5 separate regions of the Homo sapiens genome follow, and all the other regions are linked to region 4. Evidence: chromatin contacts called from ENCODE Hi-C or POLR2A ChIA-PET data. All regions are on one chromosome and are shown on one strand. Each heading gives the region's core, a stretch centred on a gene start or an enhancer-like site at or near the end of the contact. The rest is flanking DNA. Distances are from core to core; before and after follow the strand shown. Region 1 holds the start of WDR13 (WD repeat domain 13). Region 2 holds the start of TFE3 (transcription factor binding to IGHM enhancer 3). Region 3 holds the start of EBP (EBP cholestenol delta-isomerase). Region 4 holds the start of TSPYL2 (TSPY like 2). Region 5 holds the start of PPP1R3F (protein phosphatase 1 regulatory subunit 3F).

Region 1 (4,273 bases), core at 1-2,500, 4.5 Mb after region 4:
CGTTGGTGTGCGGTACGCGTTGTACCTGCAGGGTCAGGATGCAGGGCAGGCAGCAGGCACAGGACAGAGGGAATCAATCAGCTCGGGGGGGGGGGTACGGCAGGAGAGTGAGGTGTGTGGCAGTGACTGGGGCCTAGGTGGTAAGAATGACTAGCAGTGGTGATGAGGGACCTCTTGGTCCTGTGGTGGGAGTGAGTCTGCAGTAATAATGAGCATGGTCATGAGGTCAGTTTGCAGACAACAGAGTCAGTCTGCTGCCGTGCTGGGGTCCCTACGGGGTGACTGGGTCAGCGCAGACAATAATTAGGGTCAGTATACCAGGGCGACAGAAATCAGACTGACATTATGGGGGTCAGCGTTGGGAGGTGATGGGGTCAGAATGGGGAAGTGATGATGTAAAAAAAAAAAAGTCTAGGGGACACCCATAGGGGATAGGATGTCACCTGCCTGAGCCCCACCTCCCTCTCACAGGTAGCCGCTTTGCGCATGCCCACATCTGACCACATTTTCCCAGCTTGCTGTTTAGAATCCTCTCCGGCGCAGCCAACTCACCGCGGGCGTGCCCGCCCCCGCTACTGCGCATGCTCACCTCCGGCATGCCCACGCAGCCGCATAAGGCAAGTTCTCCGCCCAGCCTCACTTATCGCCATTGCGCATGCACCACAGTAAGTTCTGCTCCCATGGGCTTTGACCCCACGCCTCACCTCGCGTCCACTGCTAAGACTTGCTGCCACACCGCGGCCATTCCCCGGCCTCCTCCTCTGGCGTGTCCGCCCGCGGCAGCCTGCAGGACAAGGGCCTGGAATGTGAGCGTCCCGAGCGAAGGGATCTAGTTCCGTCCCTTCCACCAGGCGACCATTGCCATAGACATCGAGTCCCTCCGCGCCGGAGATGTCACGAACTCCCCCCCGGGTGTTACCATGGTCATCACCCCAGCCCTGCCCTTCCTGGGCAGCGCCCGGGTGACACACAGCGATTCAGAACAGACACCGCCCCTCCCCAGTCGCCATAGCAACGCCCCTCCCCCGCCTAGCATTCCTTGCTTGACATTCTCCACCCATCTTGTCCCCGCCGCCCTCCGCCTTCCCTTCTCAGATCCAAGAGCATAGCCCGGGATCGGGGACCACCTCCGGGGCTGCCTCCGGTTCTTGAGGCCCCCCGGAGCGGCCCTGAGACCACTGTCGCCGGTTCCTTCTGTCTCTCCTCCCTTTCTCAGGCTCCAGGCAAGATGGCTGCCTGCTATCAGAAAGAACTGCCGAGCCCAGAGCGAATCGATAGGCATCCTTCCCAGGGCGTGGGAGTCTCGCAGGCGCATTGAGGGACATTGGCTTCAAGCCCAAGGACGGAGGCTCCACCCCTTGACTTCTACCCACTCGTTAATTGCACTTTTTGTGTATACAAGGATAATGTCCAAGGGACATAGCGTCAGGGGTGAGTTTGCTAATCATTCCCTAGAAATCAGAAGTACAACATTATAAAAAAGAGAAGAAACACGACTTTTAAAAAGTGGTGTAGGGCCGGGCGCGGTGGCTCACGCCTGTAATCCCAGCACTTAGGGAGGCCGAGGCAGGTGGATCACTTGAGGCCAGGAGTTCAAGACCAGCCTGGCCAACATGGTGAAACCCCGTCTCTACTAAAAATACAAAAATTAGCCGGGTATGGTGGCGGGCGCTTGTAGTCCCAGCTACTCGGGAGGTTGTGGCAGGAGGATTGCTTGAGCCCAGGACGCGGAGGTTGTAGTGAGCTGAGATCGCGCCACTGCACTCTAGCCTGGGCGACGGGAGTGAAACCCTGTCTCAAAAACAAAAACAAAAAAAGTGGTGTAGGCCACTTTTTAGCAGCACAATCTTGTCCAAGCAAAACTTGAATAATAGAATAAAAAATCATCATATATGCAAAGACGCCTTGAAAGTTCACCAGTTCTTGCAGTGGGCCTCTGCACACCCCTGGGATGAGTAAGGTCGGTTGTGTGTGTGTGACTGGGATGGTTGGACTTGGATGCCCCCAGACAGCTTGAGGCTTGAGTTTCTTTCTTTTTTTTTTTTTTTTTTCTTTTTGAGACGGGAGTCTCGCTCTGTCGCCCAGGCTGGAGTCCAGTGGCGCGATCTCGGCTCATTGCAAGCTCCGCCTCCTGGGTTCACGCCATTCTCCTGCCTCAGCCTCCCAAGTAGCTGGGACTACAGGCGTCCGACACCACGCCTGGCTAAATTTTTGTGTTTTTAGTAGAGAGGGGGTTTCACCGTGTTAACCAAGATGGTCTCAATCTCCTGACCTCATGATCCGCCCGCCTCGGCCTCCCAAAGTGCTGGGATTACAGGCGTGAGCCACCGAGCCCAGTCGAGGCTTGAGTTTCTAAAGACAGAAGATAGAATTAGGCAAAAGAAGCTTTGGGGTTTGGATCCAAAGAGGCTATCTGAATCATCTCTATTTCAACTTCCAGCAGGAAGCTGCTTTCAAACTGTTCATCTTAACGTTATCAGGGTAAACTTCCTGTTGGATCTTAACATCAACTGACATAAAATTCAAAGCTGTTATTTTCCACATTATTTTTATAACAAATACAATCAATTCAACAATGTTTTAAAGTCACCGAAAGATCACACTGTATTGTGTTGACTCAGCATCTCCCTTGTCCCTGTAACAAGCTTATCAGTGTCTTTTCATATTAAATACTCTTTTGTAACATGATTGATAAAGAGTAAACTCTATTTCACTGCACAAACATGTAACCTTAACAAGAACAACTAATATTTATGAGACAATGTGCTGGGTACTGTTCAAGGTATTTTATACATATATTAATCTATTTAATCTTTTTTTTTTTTTTGAGATGGGGTTTCACTCTGTCACCCAGGCTGGAGTGCAGTGACACGATCTTGGCTCACTGCAATCTCTGCCACCTGGGCTCAAGCAGTCCTCCTACCTCAGCCTCCCGGGAGCTGGGACCACAGACATTTGCCACCACGCCCGGATAATTTTTCTATTTTTGGTAGAGACGGGGTTTCACCATGTTGGCCAGGCTGGTCTCAAACTCCTGAGCTCAAGTGATTCGCCCGCCTCGGCCTCCCTAAGTGCTAGGATTACAGGCGTGAGCCACTGTACCCAGTCAATTTAATCATAATAACTGAAGGTTGTGGGTCCTGTTACTATCCCCATTTTACAGATGAGGATATCTGAAGCCCAGGGAATTCAAGGGTGACATTTTATTGAACTGGTTCCCTTACGTTTTTTTTTTTTTTTTTTTTTTTAAGACATGGTGTCAACTGGGCGTAGTGGCTTATGTCTGTAATCCCAGCACTTTGGAAGGCTGAGGCGGGAGGATCACTTGAGTCCAGGAAGTTGAGACCAGCCTGGGGAACAAAGTGAGACCCCATCTCTACCAAAAATTAGGCATGGTGGTACATCCCTGTAGTCCCAGCTACTCGGGAGGCTGAGGCAGAAGAATTGCTTGAGCCTGGGAGGTTAAGGCTGCAGTGAGCTGTGATCATGCCACTACACTCCAACCTGGGCAACAGAGCGAGACCCTGTCTCTTAAAAAAAAAAAAAGAGGTCGGATGTGGTGGCTCACACCTGTAATCCCAGCACTTTGGGAGGCTGAGGCGGGCAGATCACCTGAGGTTAGGAATTCGAGACCAGCCTGGGCAACATGGTGAAACTCTGTCTCTACTAAAAATACAAAAAATTAGCCGGGCATGGTGGCAGGAGCCTGTAATCCCAGCTACTTGGGAGACTGAGGCAAGGACAATCACTTGAACCCTGGAGGCGGAGGTTGCAGTGAGCTGAGATCGTGCCATTGCACTCCAGCCTGGGCAACAAGAGCGAAACTCCATCTCAAACATAAATTAATTAAAAAAGAGAGAGCGACATGGGGTCGGCTGGGCATGGTGGCTCGTACCTGTAATCCCAATACTTTGGGAGGCCAAGGCAAGAAGATCACTTGAGTCTAGGAGTTTGAGACCAGCCTGGGCAACACAGTGAGACTACATCTCTACAAAAATAAAATTAGCTGGGTGTGGTGGTGTGTGCTCATAGTCCCAGCTACTCAGGAGGGTGAGGTGGGAGGATTGCTTGAGCCTGGGAGGTCAAGGCTGCAGTGAGCCATGCCACTGCACTCTGGCTTGGATGTTAGAGTAAGACCCTGTTTTTTTTTTTTGTTTTTTTTTTTTGTTTTTTTTAAAAAGAGAGAGATATGGGGGTATCTTGATATGTTGCCCAGGCTGGTCTCGAACTCGTGGCCTTGAGGCATCCTTCCACCTCAGCCTCCCAAGGAGCT
Region 2 (4,922 bases), core at 2,073-4,572, 4.0 Mb after region 4:
CCACTGCACTCCAGCCTGGGCAAGAGCGAGACTCTGTCTCAAAAAAAAAAGAAAAAGAAAAGAGAGAGAGAAACCCAGAAAGATGCAGGGTAGGCATATCATGCAGGGTGTCATGGGATATCACTTGTCATGGAGACATTTGAGATGCGTGTGTGAAGCTGGTGTTTGTAGGATTGGGATGTGTGACAAGATAATTACTCTGTGGCTCTACTGCTATAAATATTTGTTGCCAGTCTGTTGTAAGTCTTTTAACTTTGTAGCATCTTTCATCAGACAGTATGTAGTTTTATTTATTGATTAATTGATACAGAGTCTCATTCTGTCGTCCAGGCTGGAGGGTAGTGGTACAAACACGGCTCACTGCAACTTCAAACTTTCCAGGCTCAAGCGATCCTCCTGCCTCAGCCTCCCAAGTAGTTGGGACCACAGGTGTGCACCACCATACCTGGCTAATTTTTCTTTTCTTTTCTTTTCTTTTTTTTTCTTTTTTTCTGAGACAGAGTCTCACTTTGTCCCCAGGCTGGAGTGCAGTGGTGCAATCTCGGCTCACTGCAACCTCCGCCTCCTGGGTTCAAGAGATTCTCCTGCCTCGGCCTCCCAAGTAGCTGGGACTACAGGCCAGGCGCGTGCCACCATGCCCAGCTAATTTTTGTATTTTTAGTAGAGACGGGGTTTCACCATGTTGGCCAGGATGGCCTCAATCCCTTGACTTTGTGATCCTCCCGCCTCAGCCTCCCAAAGTGCTGGGATTACAGGCGTGAGCCACCATGCCCGGCCTAATTTTTTAAAAGTTTTTTTGTACAGACGGGGTCTCCCTATGTTTCCCAGACTAGTCTCAAACTCCCGGGCTCAAGCAATTCTCCCACCTTGGCCTCCCAAAGTGTTGGGATTACAGGTGGGAACCACCCCGCCAGACCCTCCTCTTTCTTCTTTTGTAAAATTAGCCATTCTTACATGTTTGTTTTTGTTTTTTTTGAGACGGAGTCTAGCTCTGTCTCCCAAGCTGGAGTGCAGTGGCACGATCTTGGCTCACTGCAACCTCCACCTCCCGGGTTCAAGCGATTCTTGTGCCTCAGCCTCCCTAGTAGCTGGGATTACAGGCGCACGCCACCATGCCTGGCTAATTTTTTTGTATTTTTAGTAGAGACAGGGTTTTGCCACGTTGGCCAGGCTGGTCTTGAACTTCTGACCTCAAGTGATCCACCTGCCTCGGCCTCTCAAAGTGCTGGGATTACAGGCGTGAGCCACCGCACTGGGCCATTGTTTTTGTTTTTGAGACAGAGTCTCACTCTGTCGCCCCAGGCTGGAGTGCAGTGGCGTGATCTCGGCTCACTGCAACCTCCGCCTGTCGGGTTCAAGCTATTCTCCTGCCTCAGCCTCCCGAGTAGCTGGGACTACAGGCCAGGCGCAGACCACCACGCCCGGCTAATTTTTGTATTTTTGTAGAGACGAGGTTTTGCCATGTTGGCCAGGCTGGTATCGAACTTCTGGCCTCAAGCGACCCACCAACCTTGGCCTCCCAAACTGCTGGATTACAGGTGTGAGCCACCGTGCCCGGCCCATTCTTACATGTTTAAGGCATCATAGGAATTTTAACATTGGATCTACAAGTTCCGTTTTAGAGTTTTGATTGGTACAATTGGTAATGTATTCTTTTTTCTTTTTTTTTTTTTTTTGAGACTGAGTCTCACTCTGTCACCCAGGCTGCAGTGCAGTGACACTATCTTGGTTCACTGCAACCTCTGCTTCCCGGTTCAAGGGATTCTCCTGCCTCAGCCTCCCGAGTAGTTGGGATTACAGGCGCCCGCCACCACGCCCGGCTAATTTTTTGTATTTTTAGTAGAGACGGGGTTTCACCGTGTTGGCCAGGCTGGTCTCAAACTCCTGACCTCAGGTGATCCACCCGCCTCGGCCTCCCAAAGTGCTGGGATTACAGGCATGAGCCACCGCGCCCGGCCAGAAGTCATCTTTATTATGTAGAGGTTTCCCCCTTGTACGAGATGGTTGTGTGTGAGTATGGATGAGTTTACGAAAGCAACTGACAGACCTGTGAAATAATGATGCCAATACAGGAAGGTCCAAGGTAAATGAAAGCCCGGTGAAATTCCTGGAGGCGCAACTCAGGGTGGGGTCTTGGGATGTCAGGAAAGAGGAAGGGAAGGCTGTAGGTCTGGGTGTTTTGTGAGCTATTTGCACCTGAGGATATATGAGTGAGACCCTCCGCCTTGTGCGAGCCGGCTTGCATGCGTCTGGCATACAGAAGCGCTCAGTGAATGTTGAATAAGTGAACAAATGAGTGAATCAACTAATTTTGGGAAGCTTCTTGTATGCCAAACAACCTGCTAGCACTTTTCATACATTATCTTTAATCCTCAGAACAACCCTGCCAGACAGGTATTTTGACCCCCATTTAACAGGCCAGGAAAGCTGAGGCTGGGAGAGGGGAGGTCCCCTTCCCTATTCAAACCTGGATCTTTGTGATTCCAGAAGTCGTCATTCACCGAAGGGACCAGATTCATTCACCCGTCAAGAATTTATTAAGCACATATTGCGCAGCGCAATGAACATAGTACAACCGCTCTCGATGGCATGGAACAGGCGGAATACTCCCGGAAGACCAGCTGGGCGGCTGGACTGCGGACAGCGAAAGGGGGGGGTTTCTGGCCCGCACCTTCAGGGAATGTAGCTGCCTCTGCCTCATAGTTATGGCTTTGGCTGAGAGAGCACAGCCAGATCGAGGTTGGAGCGCGGTCTAGGGCTCAGATATTACAAATATTGGCCGAAAGAGGGCGCGGTTCCGCAGCTAAAAGCTTGGCCAGGAGACCCTCCGTGCGCCGACTGGCCATCGATGCGCAGGCGCAGAGGACCCAAGGAGCGGCTTAATATTACCTTGCAGAGGGATAATTTGAGAAGAGAGGGCGTGGCTCCGAAAGCGACGCAAACATAGAGGCGTGGTTCAACCAAATCAACCCTCGCCTATTTGTCGCTGCCCCTGAGGGCGTGGTCTGGGTGCTGCTTCTCGGAATGAGGGCGGGCCGAATCGCGTTTTTCCTCCGCGTCGGAGGCGTCGCTTAGGGTGGGCCCTCGAATCGCCGTTCAGCGATTGGCCGCCTCGCTAATGGGTCGTGGCCAGACGGGCCATCCATCCCCAGTGCGGTCACTTCCTGTGGAGTTTCCCCATCCCTGGGAGGAGGGAGGAGGGGGAAGAAGACGAGGGGGAGGAGGGCGGTCGTCCGGGGTTAGGTTGAGGGGGGGCGTCGGTCCGTTCTGGGCGGGGGATGACTCACAGCCCATCCCATCTCCCCGACGCCGCCCGCCCGCGCAGTGCTAGCTCCATGGCTTAGCGGAGGAGGCGGCGGTGGCGAGCTGGGGGGAGGGGGGACTCTTATTTTGTTAGGGGGACCGGGCCGAGGCCCGACCGGCCTGGCAGGGCTCGCCCGGGGCCGGGCGTCATGTCTCATGCGGCCGAACCAGCTCGGGATGGCGTAGAGGCCAGCGCGGAGGGCCCTCGAGCCGTGTTCGTGCTGTTGGAGGAGCGCAGGCCGGCCGACTCGGCTCAGCTGCTCAGGTGCGGGGCCGCCTGGGGCTGGGAGTGCCGACTGGGGCTCCCAGGGGCCTGATCTCGGGGGCAGTGGGGGCCCCGGACTGGGATTGGAGGCCCTCGGCCTAGCCTTGGAGGACGTCGGGGCGCCCGTCTTGGGGGGGCACCTAAGGAATCCGGCAGTGGCCTGCTTGGATTGTGGCTTTATTAAAGGAGTCGTGGGAGTGCATTAAGCGGGGTCTGGGTCAGGTTTGGGGAGCCCTTGACTGCGTCTAGAGGGGCCTATTCTGGAGTATCCAGAAACTGGTCTGAGATAGCTGAACTTGGTAGACAGGGTCTCTGATTAGAGGCTGAATTCGGGGATTTTCAGTCGGACATGAGGGGAATGAATTTGAGGGGACACTGTCAGGTGAGGCACTGGTTTTAAGGGAATCCTAGAATCTTTTTTCCCTCAGTGTGGGAGAAGGGGTCCTGAGGGACAGAAGTGCTGTCTTGGGAGCTTGGTGCCTCTCAGTGACTGGTTGCTGTGTTTGGGGATAACATGAATCTGGAGGGATTTGGAGGTATCTCAGATATGCTGCCTGGGACCAGCCTTGTGAGTGCGTGTGAATGAACAAGAGAAGCAACATTCAGCAAGACTTGACCAGAATAATCCTTTCCCCTCTGCCCGCCTACCCAGCTGGGGCAGATCCCAAGGATAGTGGAAAAGCCCTCTTCCCACACCTGTTAAGGGCCTGAATGGAAGATAGACAGCCAGGCAGAGGGCGATGATGTTACCTCTTAGCTCAGAGGCCTCAGACCTTGTTTGGGAACCCAGAGGAGGCTCTTGTTCATGCTGCTACTCGCTCTAGCCTCTCAGCCCTTCCCACTCCCTAGCCCCACACCCCTTTTCTTTTTATCTTCTTTTCGATCTCCGAGCTCCTGGGGGTAATCTTGAATCTGTCCATAGAGCTGGAACGAGTACAGATTGCACCATCCCTGCCTGGGTGGATCCCCTCTGGCCTCTTCTCATCCTTACTTTCATCAATGGGCTTTGGAGCCCCAGCCCTCCCTGCTCACCCCAGTGCCCATCTCTTCCAACTTCTGTGCAATGGGTGTGTGAGCCCTGGGTGGGGGGGGGTCTTTGCCTCCTTTGTGCCTGGGATTGTGCTGAGCTCAGTGGCTCGCCCGAGCTTCCTCTTCCCAACTTCCTGGGTGGTTTTAGGGCTCCATCTGAGGGTGAGGAGAGGAAGGAAGACAGATCCTTGGGGAGGGGAGAGGATTCTTGTCAAGTGAAGTCACCAGCAATCTCTCAGCATTCTAAATGTTTAGCTAAATTGAAGGATGCATATTCATCCACGTGTGTGTTAACTGTCCCTTGCTCTCTGGGGCTGAGCAGAGC
Region 3 (2,701 bases), core at 202-2,701, 4.6 Mb after region 4:
AGACCATGACTAAAGGCCAGGCACCGTGGCAGGTAATTCCAGTGCTTTGGGAGGCTGATGCAGGAGCAGCACCTGAGGCCAGGAATTCAAGTCCGGCCTGGGCAACACAGCGAAACTGTCTCTAAAAAAATAAGAAAATCAGTCAGGTGTGGTGACAAAGGCCTGTAGTCCCAGCTAGTAGGTAGGCTGAGGCAGGAGGATCGCTTTGAGCCCAGGACTTCAAGGCTGAAGTGAGCAGTGACCACATCACTGCCCTCCAGTCTGAGACTCTGCCTCTAAAAAAGAAGGCCGGGCGCGGTGGCTCACGCCTGTAATCCCAGCACTTTGGGAGGCCAAGACGAGTGGACCACTTGAGCTCAGGAGTTCAAGACCAGCCCGGCCAACATGGCAAAACCCCGTCTCTACTAAAAATACAAAAATTAGCCAGGTGTGGTGGCGTGCGCCTGTAGTTACAGCTACTCAGGAGGCTGAGGCAGGAGAATCGCTTGAACCTGGGAGGCAGAGGCTGCAGTGAGCCGGGGTCATGCCACTGCACTCCAGCCTGGGCAACAGAGCGAGACTCTGTCTCAAAATAAAATAAAAAAGAAAAGAAAAAGAACATGACTGAAACACAAGGCCACAGAAAGGCTGAAAGCTTGTTCCAGCCCTTTAGAAGCCATATTATGATGTGGTAGAAACAGTCCCGGTCTCAGCCCTCGGGGGTCAAAGTCTGGTGGGAGGCACATGGGAACAACACCTGATCCCAGCCCTCCCTGGTCACAGTCTGGCGAGGGAGATACAGGACCAGGCCTGGTGTCTTCCTTCAAGGGTCACAAACTGCTCACGACCACCAAACCCAGTCCTGTGCTCCGGGGTCACGGTTTGGTAAGAGACACAGGAACCAGGCGTGGTCCAGTTGCACAGGTCAGCGTCTTAAACCGTTCAACAAAAAGCTATTCCCTCCCCCACGTAGTCCTGAAAACTGCAACTGGGGGACAGAGGAAAGAAAACGAATCAGAACTACAACCCTCGGTGCCAGCGTTTGGAAAGCCAGAGCCTCCCCGCGAGAGCGTGCAACGCCGTCAACCTGCAGGGAAGAGACGGATATTGAAAGGCCGGTGTCTGGCGTGCAGCGCTAGAACGGAACACAAAGCCGGTCAATCCGAACCAGAACCCTCCAGTCCCGCTGCCCAATGAGAAGACGGATCTTCTGTCCTCTGGACAACCGTGCGGTAGCTGGGGGTCTCGCGCAGGCGCAAAAGGGCGGTGGGGGGGGCGGGTGGCAAAGGGTCTCGCGCTGGCACGCCGAGGGCTGGCCGCGTAGCCGGGGAGAGCTGGGGGAGGGAGCAGGGGCCGGGTGGAGGGCACTCACCAAGGCGCGCGACGGCAGCGGCCTCCCACGCTGGCTCCGGGCTCTCTTTAGGCTGGGTCTCGCGCTCTGTCACATCCCTAGTTCGGGCTCATCCCCTAGTGGGTTCTCTTGCCTTACGGAGCGAGCCAATGGTGAAGCGAAGAAGGCGGCCCGTGCCGCTCCCAACCAATAGACACTCTCTTTGTACCTCTAGCCCCGCCCCCGCGCGTGGCGCCATTTTCACCTGAGTTAGGTTTGGGGTGGAGACTGGGACGCGCCAAGGTTAGTGGGCGTTTTGGATCCGTAGCCAATCTGCATCGAGTCCTGGCTTCAATTTCCCCATTCCCTTATCAGTCGATCAAAACGGGGACTCATTAAGGTCTGTACCCGCTTCTTCCGCTGGTGAAATTAGCGTTGCGTTGCATCCTTTCACCTCCGCCCTTTTCTAGGTAGAGTAACCCTTAGTATAATGCAACGAAACTGTTACAAGCAGATCACACGCTATACACTGCAACCACCCCCTCCCCAGCTCTTCAGTGCTCAGAACTCCTCAGTCCTAATAGCAGCGGTCATTCTCTCTTCTCCCGACCTCAAGTCAGAAGAACTAGTTAGAACCCAGGCCTCTCAGTCCTACTGACCAATTGGCATGAAGACCCTCAATCTCCATATGCCAGTTCTAAAAAGCCAATCAAACGCCTAACCACCAGTGGGCCCCCAGATGGAGCAATCAATCAGAATCCAGACCCATCCCAGACCTCCCATCCAATTAGAACCCACAACCCTCAGTCCTAAGGATAAATAGGCACCAACCCTTCATCTCTCTTGCTTTCTCTCCTCTGTGTCCCACTCAGAGCAACCAATCAGAATGGGGATCCTTCAGTTTTCCAGCCAATCAGGCCTCCCCCACATCCAACTATGCAATCTGTCCCTGCCCTGATCAAACCAAGCAGGACCAGGATCCTGCCATCTTCAGGCTCATCATCTAATCAATCATAAACTAACCATGAACCAATCACAGTCTGCTCTCTCTTCATGGTTTCCAGCTTCCAAACCTTTATCCATGCTGTGCTCCCTTCCTCACTCATTCCTATTCCCCTCTGAGCAGTGAAGAAGAAGCCTATTGAATATTTCCTACTTTTATTTGACAATAACAAATTGTATATAAAAAGGAAGAAGGAAGGCGGGGAGGCCCTGGATCTCCCCTTCTCTGTTTCCCCAAGCATCCCCCTCTAGGCCCCAGCAGGCACCACCCCCTTCCTGCCTTGTGGTGGGGTGGGGATTGACAGGCATGAAAATGGTGTGATTTTGTGTGTGTGTGTGTGTGTGTGTGTTGAGGTGTTGGGGGTCAAGGATGGAGGGGGTCAAGGAGTA
Region 4 (4,867 bases), core at 514-3,013:
GTCTACATGCTGAGGACCTGTGGTCACATAATACTGTGTCTAGGAGCTGAGGTCCTATGTCTAAATGATATTGTATGCCTGGGTGCTAAGGGCCTCTTACCATGTGCTGTTTCATATGAGGGCTAAGGGTCTGTATCCACATAATTCTATTAGGATGTTCGACTCATGTTCCTAACATGTTACATGTATGTGTATGTGTCTACTCTCCCCTTTCCTTCATTTAACTCCTTTTTCTCTATACCTAGACACTCCCTCTCTTGATCTTTCAGGGGCTCCAGCCCCCCTCCCTCCAATGCAAGGCACTCCAGCCAGGATTGGGGTCTCCTAGTATCTTAAGCAAAAATCTAGGTTTACAGAGCCTTGTATGGCTCAAGCACCCTTTCTGGGCAGTTTCTCTGCTGTGTGCCATTCCCCTCCCTCTTCAAGGTCTCTGAGTCAGTTCATCTTCTACGTGCCCCTCCCCTCCTCCTTTCACCATCTCTGGTCCAATTTTTTTGCTGTGTGCCCCTTTACTACCCTCCCCCTTTTTATCATCTGTGATCCTTTTTTTAATGCTATGTTCCTCCTCTTCCCCCTTTCCCATCTGTGGTCCAGTTTTTATGTCCGCCCCCCCTCCACCACCCTTCATCATCTCCAGTCCAGCTTCTCTGCTGTTTTGCCCTCCTCCTTCCATCCCTCTTCCACCCAGTCTAGTCCGTCTTCCGATAGGGGGATCATGCCCACCTCTGGCTCTCCTCCACCCGCTTTACCTTTTCTGTCCCTCCCCCACCTTCCCCTTTCCTGTCACGGGCTTCTGACCTACGGAGTATCGATTAGAAGGATACTGCTTTGACCCAGAAGCCTGGGATATGCTGGATGATGAGGTCTCTGCGCTCCAGGAAGGGTCTTCGCATCTGGATGAACTTGCGCTTGAGACGCAGGAAGGCTTTGCCTGCCTTGATGTTCACTGCCTCCAGATCCAGCTGAATATCCTCCAGTGCCTGCAGGATGCTCTCCATCCTCTCGGCATTTCTCTCTCTGCTTTCCCTCTTCACCTTCCTCTGCTTCCTCCTCCGCCGCCGCCGCCGCCTCCTGCTGCTCCTCATACTCTCCCGCTCATCCTCATCCTCATCCTCCACTATGATGATCGCCTCTTCCTTGCTCTTCGGGTCAACTAACCTCTGGGGCGCCCACCCCACTGCGCTACAGGTTTCTAGGGCCCCCTCTCCACCAAAACTGCTCGACTGTACAACCTGAAAATCGATTTCCAGGCTCCCCCCCGAGGCCTCAGGAGTGGGGAGTGCTTCCAGGCTCTCCGTGGGCGGGGGCGCCTCCCCATACCCCGACTCGATGGTAGAATCCCAGCCGGGACACTCAGCACCGAGCGTGAAGTATGCGCGGATCCCCCCCTCCTCGAGAATGACATAGGGAGGCGGCGGGGGCAGCGCGGGGCCCAGTCCCACCCCCCTCATATCGGCCAGCACCTGTGCCGCCTCCGTTTCCTCCTGGAGCCTCGGGCGCTGCTGGGGTGGAGGCAGCGGCAGTCGGAGGAGCGGCGGCGGCGGCGGCGGCGGGGGCGGGTCGCGCTGTGGAGACTCGGAGCTGCTCAGGCGGCGGGTCTTGGCCGGAGGCCCCTCATCTGGGCGGTCCATGGCGACCGCGTTCGTACAGCTCAGGGGACTCGCACTCGCCCCTTCGCTTTTAGCCGCGTCGCTGCCGCTAGTCGCACCGGTAAGCAGAGCTGAGGAGACTCACGCAACCAGCTCTCCTCACCACCTCGCTCTGGCGTTCCCTCCCACAGCGCCCGCTCTACTCCCTCCGCGCCAATCGCCGAAGCCCCGCCCACTCCTGACGCAGGGGTCCGCTCGGCCTGGCCATTGGCTGCCGGCCGCCGCGGCGGCGATCGCGCTCCCGCGACCCCTGCCCGCTCTCACGCAATCCGCTTGCCAACACCACACATCATCAGTTTCCGATTGGCTCCCCTCGGGCCCGCCAATCAACGGGCTGACTCCCTCAGCGACGGGAGGGAAACTGCAGGGCGATTGGCTGCGAGGAAAGCTGGGGAAGAAGCCCCTCTCCCTCACCCTCTCAGCGTTTTATCCAATGGGAAAAGTACCAGTGGTTCTGAAGACCAAAAAACGAGACGAAAAACAAACGCAGGCGCTGAGCAGGATGTGCTCACATGAAATTGGAAGAGCCTCGTTATCGTTCCCCCCGCCCCCCTCCCCTCAGCAACTACGCACTTTTAAAATCTGCCCCTTCCCCCATTTCCTTCAGCTCCTTCCCCCACCCCCGCTTCTGCCCCTTCCCCCATCCCGGGTCCTGCCCCTTCCCCCATCCCAGCTCCTGCCCCTTCTCCCACCCCCGCTTCTGCCCCTTCTCCCATCCCCCACTGCTGCCCCTTTTTCCATCCCCGCTTCTGCCCCTTCCTCCACTCCCCGTTTCTGTCCCTTCCCCCACCCCCCGTTTCTGCCCCTTCCCCCATCCCCCGCTTCGGCCCCTTCCCCCACCCCACCCCCGCTTCTGCCCCTTCACCCCCCGCTTCTGCCCCTTCCTCCCCCGCTTCTGCCCCTTCCCTCACCCCCCCTTCTGCCCCTTCCCGCATTCCCTGCTTCTGACCCCCATCCCCCAACTGTCTCTTCCCTCACCCCCACTTCTGCCCCTTCCCCTATCCCCCAACTTCTGCCCCTTCCTTCACCCCCCAACCCCACTTCTGCCCCTTCCCTCACCCTCCCGCCCTCCGCTTCTGCCCTTCCCCTATCCCCCAACTTCTGCCCCTTCCCTCACACAACCCCTGCCCCCCGCCCCCCCGCTTCTGCCTCTTTTCCTACCTTCCACTTCTGCCCCTTCCCCCACCCCCCACGTTTGCCCCCTGGGTGAACTCTGCTGTAGCTCCTCGGGGGCTCGGGCTGCCCTACCGCCTGCGCCTGCAATTTAGGCACCCAGGGTGTTTGGTTTGGGGGCCAGGTTTTGACGTGGCGTTTTCCATCTCCGCAAAATGGCTCTACAAATAATAATCACACACACAAAAAAGTAACTTCCTCTGCGTCATAAAAATGATTGTGATTCAGCTCATCTGCTAGAATTTTCTAGCACTTTCTGTCTCTTCATTTCTCCCCCTTTCCATCCTTTCCTCTCCCTTTCCCCAGTGTATGCTGTATTTTAAGATTTTTCTTTTTAAACCAGAGATGGATGGTCTTTTGTGAGGCATGGTGGTGGAGGGCTGGCTTTGGTGCTGGGATTCACATCATGGGTGTGCCCCTCATTTTGTAACCTTAACCAAATCACTGCCCCTCTCTGAGCTTCAGTTTTCTCTCCCCTAAATTAGGCATCCCTCAAGAGAGGTGTAGGTAACTGCCCATTGCAGCCTTGTCGCGGAGCAGAGAGGAGACCTAGGGATCCATCATCAGGGGAGTGGATAAGAAAAATGTGATATATGTTTTAGATGGACCACTAGAATGAATTAGATCTATATACGGCAACATGGCTGGATCTCTCAAAGACAGAATGTTGAGTGAAAAAAGAAACAACAAGATTTATAGTACAATACTGTTTATGTAAATTAAAACACACAGCAATACCATACATTTTTCACAGATACACATATATGTAAATAAACACATGAACGGTGGATTGGAAGGACGTACGTTAAATACACGAGAGTGGGTGCCTGTGTAGGGGGCGGGGAGGATGGGATCAGGAATGGGTGATGAAGGGGACAAAACTGAAGAAAAAAAAATAAAAGGGCCTCACATGGACCAATGATGATATAGTGTGCCAAGAACTGAGGAGTATGGTCAACTCAATTCTGTGCACCTGAGAGAATAACCAGATAGTAAATTAACTGTCTAGGGAGCAGGCTGGCTGGGTAGACTCCTGGGCTTGGGTTTTTTTTCCCCATGACATCCCTCCCTCTAAATTTGGTCAAAGCTGACCAAAGTCCCAGCTGCATACAGTGGCCCCTAGGAAGGGCTCCCATCCCAGACTGAGCAGTCCCTCCAGAAGCCATTACTTTGTGGGGGGCATTTCCTAACCTCATCAGTTTCCCTCACATTTGATCCTCAATTCCCAGTCCCCATTCTCCATGGTGGTCCAATTTTAGGAACACCTTGTTTGAGTTTGGGAAGGAGACTGAGACGGGGTTGAGATGGGGCTACAGGCTTTGTGAGGAGATGAGGTTTTCAAGTTCCCTGGCGGCCCCAGCCCTCCCGTGCTCAGGGCCTGGGCCAAGGGAGGCCCATCTTGTGAGATGGGAGTCTACCCTCTTGCTACCGACCTATGTAGTTTCCAAGATCCATCTCTTGACCACTCGACTTCCTACCACGGGCACATACTCTAGTTTGTCTCCTCTCAACTGTGGTGTGTGTGTGTGTGTGTGTATGCATGCACGTGCTGTATCTGTCCCCATATACAGGCATTTTACGTGTGTGCACCGGGCAAGTTTTCTTCAGGAGTGCCTCCCCACACAAAGTCACACAGACACACACTATCACTCAATCATGTCTCTCCACATGTGGTCAGACAGGGCACATGCACGCACGCACGCACACACACACACACAGTCAGAAAGAGAAAACATCCAGTATAGCATTGTTCATTTCAGTTTTTCCATTTACAAAATCCAATGGTGAATCCAGGCAGTTAGAAAAAAGAAATGGAGGAAAACCCTCCTAAATGTACCCTATCTACCCCCCACCCCCTTGGTCTTCCCACCCCACCCCCTCGGAAAGGCACCCCCATCACTATCGCTGAGAGAACAGGCTCCCCTACTCCCAGCCTCTCAGCCACTCTGGCCTGCCTTTCCAGGGCCACTCTGCAGCCAGGCTCATTAATGTCTCTCCTGCCTAGAGTGCCCTCCCCATTCTGTATGGGTCAGGCTTCCCCAGTT
Region 5 (4,603 bases), core at 1,476-3,975, 3.8 Mb after region 4:
ACACCTGTATGATACTACTTTGAGCCAGACTCGGTTCTGAGCACCTTTACTCTTATCCCGTAAAGTAGATGCTATAATTCTGTTTTACAGGTGAGGGTCCTGAGGCATGGTGTAGTTAAATGCGTTGGCCAAGGTCACAAGGCCAGTAAGTGGCAGCGCCAGGATTTGAACCCAGGCAATCTATGCCAGAATCCACACTCTTAATGCTGTAAGAAAAACCATGCTGCCTGCCCCCTTTAAATGAAGTCTCAGATTATGGTGGGGCTCACAGGTGGGTGAGTGGGTACCTGCCTGCCTGCTCAGTTACCCAGGCACATCTGCCCACCAGACCGGAGCTAGACCTTTCTGAACCACTCACAGCCTAAGGCCTTACCAGAACCAGCAGAACCCACAAATGTCTTACTGCAGCCAGGGGCTTCTGACCAAGCGTATACATACAAGGTCCAAAAAGCATTTTCCCATTTCCATTCCCAGTCCTCCCAGGAACAGGGAAATGTATACATTTTAGGGAGAATCTAGTGATCCTGGGCCAGACTTAGGTGACCGCAAAAAGAATCAGGACTAGCTGCTGCCCTTAAAGAACTCATAGCTTGATAGAGGAAACCTAGGGAAATCTTCTGGGGCCCCCTGGGGTATAACTGATTATTTCTCCCTGTCCCTAAATGATCACAGGTGGTGTGGCAAAAAAACAAGGGACAAAAACTTCAAGTCCAGTACCCATCTGGTTCTGTCTCTCTGCTAGAGCCACTGCTTTCTTGTGAGAGCATGGGCTCAGCCCCTCGCCTCCACAGGACTCAAAAGTAGATTACAGCGTTAACAGTAGAGTGCACAGGCTTCAAGGTCAGGCATGGGTGAACTGGAAGAGCCAGGTGCCATCACTGCCTCAACCAGTTTCTCCACCTCTGGAATCCTGGTTTCCTGCTCTGTCAGAAAGAGAATCTGCTCTACCCCCCACTGGCAAAGCCCTTGGTCCACACTATGTCATTGCAGTTCTCTCCACTCCAGCACACTGCTGATCATTCACACCAAGCTCATTTCCACCCCAGGACCTTTGCACTTGCTGTTTCCTCTACCTAGAACACCCTTGTTCCATATATGCACATAACTGTTATTCATCATCCAGGACTTAGTTTAAATGAAACCTCCTCAGAAAAGTCCTCCCTGTTCCTTTTCCTACAAACTCTCCCCCACCTCCCCACCGTATCTGCATAACTCTTCTTTATCATCATTCGGGACTCACCTCCTCAAAGGCCCTCCCTTTAACAGCATGTCTGACACAGTCATTCCCTCCCAATCTATCCCCTTACTCCCTTCAGCAGCTAACTTTGTCCCTATTTATCCTATCTGCTTGCTTGCTTGTTTTTTCAAACTGTCTCCCATAGGAGCCTGTATGAATCCTTGAGGGTAGGGTAGATGTCTGTCTTGTTCAGGGCTTTACAGTGGAACTCAATAAATGGAGGAATAAAACCCCAGTTAAAACAGTGCCTAGCACGTGTTTGACCTCCATCACTCTTTGACTGACTGACTCAATGCACCCTCCTCCCTGTCCTGGAGAGCAGGCCTGAGGGGTTCCTGGGCCGGAATGCTTGTCCTCCATCCCAGACACAGCCCTGCGTTGGCGGAGGTGGCGCTGGCTGACATTACCTGCGCCTCACCGGCTTCATGCAGCTCTTCAGCTGCCTGGCCTCAGCCTCCACGGGACCCTGGCACTCGGGCTGTGGCTCCAGCTGCGGCAGCTGCTGCTGCTGGGGCAGCCCTTCGGCATCAGTGGGTGTGGGAGCGGGTGCGATCCGGAGCAGGACTGTGTAGTTGCGGCCGTGGTTGTTGGCCCAGAAAGTGCCCTCAGGGGTCTCATAGCGCACCACGAAGTCGAGGCGCGCCCCATCGCCCGCGCCCTCAGCAAAGGGCAGCTGGAAGGCAAAGCGGTCGGTGCGGCCGCCGTCGTCGGGCGAGGAGGCGGATGCCTGGCCGGGACCCAGGCCGAGCCCCGGATCCAGGATGGGATCTCCTGCTCCTGTTCCTCCCGCTCCTGCCCACGGCGGGCTGCGCGGGACGTAGCGCGCTGGGTGGTCGCAAAAGGAAGCCCAGCCGTCGTGTGAGGCCCGCACGTGCACCGCCTTCTCGAAGGAGCGGTTCAGCACGCGTACCAACCCGCGCAGCACCGGCGGGCGGCCCCCAGGCACCCACACCCCGGCACCCCCGGGGACCGCTCCGGGAGGCGGCAGCAGCGCCTCCAGCTCCACCATGACGCGCCCCAAGCGCTCCAGACGGCCCGGCGCGGGCGGCAGCGAAAATGTGGGGACCAGGTAAAACCCCCCGCCAGCGGGGACGGGGCACAGCGGTGAGGGCTCGGGGCAAGCCTCCTCTTCCTCCTCCCCTTCATCCCCATCCTCGCCATCGTCGTCCTCGTCGGCCCCGCCGCCGCCGCCGCCATCTTGCCCGGCCGCCGCCGCCATCTTGCCCGCCCCGGGCCCGCCCCACGGCCGGTAGCGGCGCAACTGCGCCAGCGGCAGCCCCAAGGCCTCGTCGGCGAACAGCACCCTCCGCGGGGCCACCGCCGCCTCGACCGAGGTGCGGGGCTCACCCGCGGCCGGCGAGGGGGGCGCGGAATGCCGCAGCGGGGGCTCCACAGGGGCCGTACGCGCCATATCGGCGGCGGCGGCGGCACCGACGGCACCGGCGGCGGGACCGGCGGGGGCAGGGCCTGAAGGGGCGGGCAGCCAATGGGAAGGCCAGCGCGGAGGGGTACGGCTCACGGGGGCATAGGCGGTGAGATGAAGACAAGTATTGCAGAGGGCCAATGGGCAGCCATGCACGGATGACGTACAGCGAATTGAGAGCCGGAGAAGCACGCAGCCAATGGGGATGCCCGGGAGTGGGCGGTGTAGGGGGCGGGATGATCGAGGAATCAATGGAGAGGCCGGAATGGGGGTGGTGCGAAATCCATGATGAAGAAAACAGAAGCAGACAGCTAATGCGGAAGTCTGAGCGAGAGAGGCATGTGGGCGGTGGGAAAAGTGGAATGGCTACAGGCGATGAGGGCAGCCGGGAACGAACGCAGAGGCCCAAAAAGTGGGAGATCCCGCGGGTTGCGTAGGCGGTGGAACGGTAGCTAGAGAGAGAGAACAGCCAATGGAGAGCCACGCGTGGGATGACGACAATGGCTGCAGCGAGCCAATGGGGAGGCTTGTGAGCGTGCACTGCGGCTTCGAAGGGGTGGTGCCAAGGTGGAGCTAGCCAATACGAAGGCTAAAAGGAGACCAAGAGGCGGGTGTGTAGGGAGCCGAGCCAATGGAGGTGGAGGCTGAAGGCGGGAGCGAGGACGAGAGCTGGCGGATAGCCAATGAGGGAGCCAGGGTGAAGGCGTAGAGACCTCAAAGGACAGTACTAGTATGGGATGAGCCAATGCCGAGGCTAGATAGTGCAGCGGGACGGAGGGAGGACTTGGAGGCAAGATGGGGAAAAAAGCAGAGCCGACGGGGGCAGTGTAGGTGGTGTGAAGGGAGGCATGAGTAGCCAATAAGGAGGCTGGAGAGGAGGACGCTGTGTAGACAGAGTCTGAGGTATTGGGTGGCCGGACAGCAGAACCATAGAACGCAGGCAGCCATTAGGAAAAATGTGCTTCTCAGGGATGGGGTTACCCTCTCCCTAACCCTCCGTGACTCCCCATTGCCCCAGGAATACCCAGAGCCCCTGAAGGCCTAGACCACACCTTGGTGTGTGAACTAGGAAAGTGAAAATGACTGTCCTGTTGCAGTTAGTTACTTACTGGGTCCTCCCTGCCCAACTACAACCTTTTCTTGAGCAGTGCCACAAGCCAAGAATGCCCCTGATTGTTAGCCGCAAGCACTCTCCAGGACTTGATACTATTGTTGAATGAATGGCCGAATAGGAAATTTAACTTTCTGAAGGATTCACTTTTTTAAATTTCAGCTCAGCAAACACTGACCTGACTGTGTGCTACCAGAAGTTGATTGGGCATATGGGTAGCTTCTGACTAATGGAATCACAATCAAAGCCCTGTCCTTCTTGCCCAACCTGACACTCCACACCCCACAGGGGCCTCACCTCCCTTCTTTCTGTCCCCCCATCTCTGCTTCTACTGTTCCCTCTCCCAAGAGTGCTGTTCCTTCTGCTGCTTCCATCTAGTAAACTCCTTTCGCTCTCCCTTTGGGGTCTCACCTTCTGTGGGAACTCAACTGCAGCTTTTGTCCGCTGAACACATCCATTCATACATTCCTTCTCCATCCTGGGAAGATTTACTGAACACCTACTGAGTGCCAGGTTCTGAGCATGCTGTTATCTCATTAGAACCTCACAGCATCCTAGGAGGGAGGTGATCCTTCCAGCAGCCCCTCTCCCCAGGTCTCCATGTTCAGGATGTCCATGAGTTAGAAATGAATATGTTCAGCTGCAAGTAACAGAAAAATCATAAAATAATGGGGGCTTAAGCAAGACAGAACTTTATTTTTTTCTCACCTAAAAGTTCAAGCTGGCAAATAGTCCAGGGACTCCTTCCTGCCCACCTGGTTTGGGCATTGTCTGTCCCGATCTGGCTCCAAGACTCTCAGTCTTCAACAAATCCTTTTGGCTGTCTATTAAA

The links. Hi-C counts contacts between places; a loop is a spot of excess contacts on that map. ChIA-PET counts read pairs that join two places held with the same protein, here RNA polymerase II (POLR2A). Pooled maps may share reads with other maps.
Region 1: a map of naive thymus-derived CD4-positive, alpha-beta T cell shows a loop between it and region 4 (7-fold over the local background). The contact joins the promoter of WDR13 here to the promoter of TSPYL2 in region 4. A Hi-C loop is called at or near these places in 1 of 168 maps with a recorded cell type or tissue (naive thymus-derived CD4-positive, alpha-beta T cell) and 4 of 50 pooled maps. POLR2A ChIA-PET finds 5 or more read pairs at or near these places in 1 of 52 experiments (activated B cell).
Region 2: a loop to region 4 is called in a pooled map, with 11 times the contacts of the local background. The contact joins the promoter of TFE3 here to the promoter of TSPYL2 in region 4. A Hi-C loop is called at or near these places in 9 of 50 pooled maps. POLR2A ChIA-PET finds 5 or more read pairs at or near these places in 2 of 52 experiments (AG04449 and naive thymus-derived CD8-positive, alpha-beta T cell).
Region 3: a loop to region 4 is called in a pooled map, with 8 times the contacts of the local background. The contact joins the promoter of EBP here to the promoter of TSPYL2 in region 4. A Hi-C loop is called at or near these places in 6 of 50 pooled maps.
Region 5: a loop to region 4 is called in a pooled map, with 12 times the contacts of the local background. The contact joins the promoter of PPP1R3F here to the promoter of TSPYL2 in region 4. A Hi-C loop is called at or near these places in 3 of 37 single-sample maps with no recorded cell type and 8 of 50 pooled maps. POLR2A ChIA-PET finds 5 or more read pairs at or near these places in 2 of 52 experiments (B cell and CD4-positive, alpha-beta T cell).

Annotation. Positions count from the first base shown.
Region 1 is chrX:48,594,469-48,598,741 of GRCh38, reverse strand. WDR13 (WD repeat domain 13) reads right to left here and starts at 1,250. Exons shown (of 10, transcript NM_001347217.2): 1 at 1,128-1,250; 2 at 705-784; 3 at 1-25. The coding sequence starts at 745. RefSeq lists enhancers at 455-514, 535-604, 625-944.
Region 2 is chrX:49,041,757-49,046,678 of GRCh38, reverse strand. It overlaps TFE3 (transcription factor binding to IGHM enhancer 3), which reads left to right and starts at 3,322. Exons shown (of 10, transcript NM_006521.6): 1 at 3,322-3,568. The coding sequence starts at 3,453. RefSeq lists a silencer at 3,352-3,591 and an enhancer at 3,133-3,996.
Region 3 is chrX:48,520,558-48,523,258 of GRCh38, reverse strand. EBP (EBP cholestenol delta-isomerase) reads right to left here and starts at 1,451. Exons shown (of 5, transcript NM_006579.3): 1 at 1,352-1,451. PORCN (porcupine O-acyltransferase) reads right to left here. Exons shown (of 15, transcript NM_203475.3): 15 at 2,451-2,701. RefSeq lists silencers at 1,167-1,346, 1,407-1,636, 2,551-2,610.
Region 4 is chrX:53,079,263-53,084,129 of GRCh38, reverse strand. It overlaps TSPYL2 (TSPY like 2), which reads right to left and starts at 1,763. Exons shown (of 7, transcript NM_022117.4): 1 at 825-1,763. The coding sequence starts at 1,631. GPR173 (G protein-coupled receptor 173) reads right to left here. Exons shown (of 2, transcript NM_018969.6): 2 at 3,515-4,867. RefSeq lists silencers at 1,389-1,438, 1,469-1,518, 1,789-1,898.
Region 5 is chrX:49,267,915-49,272,517 of GRCh38, reverse strand. PPP1R3F (protein phosphatase 1 regulatory subunit 3F) reads right to left here and starts at 2,725. Exons shown (of 4, transcript NM_033215.5): 1 at 1,645-2,725. The coding sequence starts at 2,648. RefSeq lists a silencer at 2,450-2,689 and enhancers at 3,390-3,439, 3,137-3,636.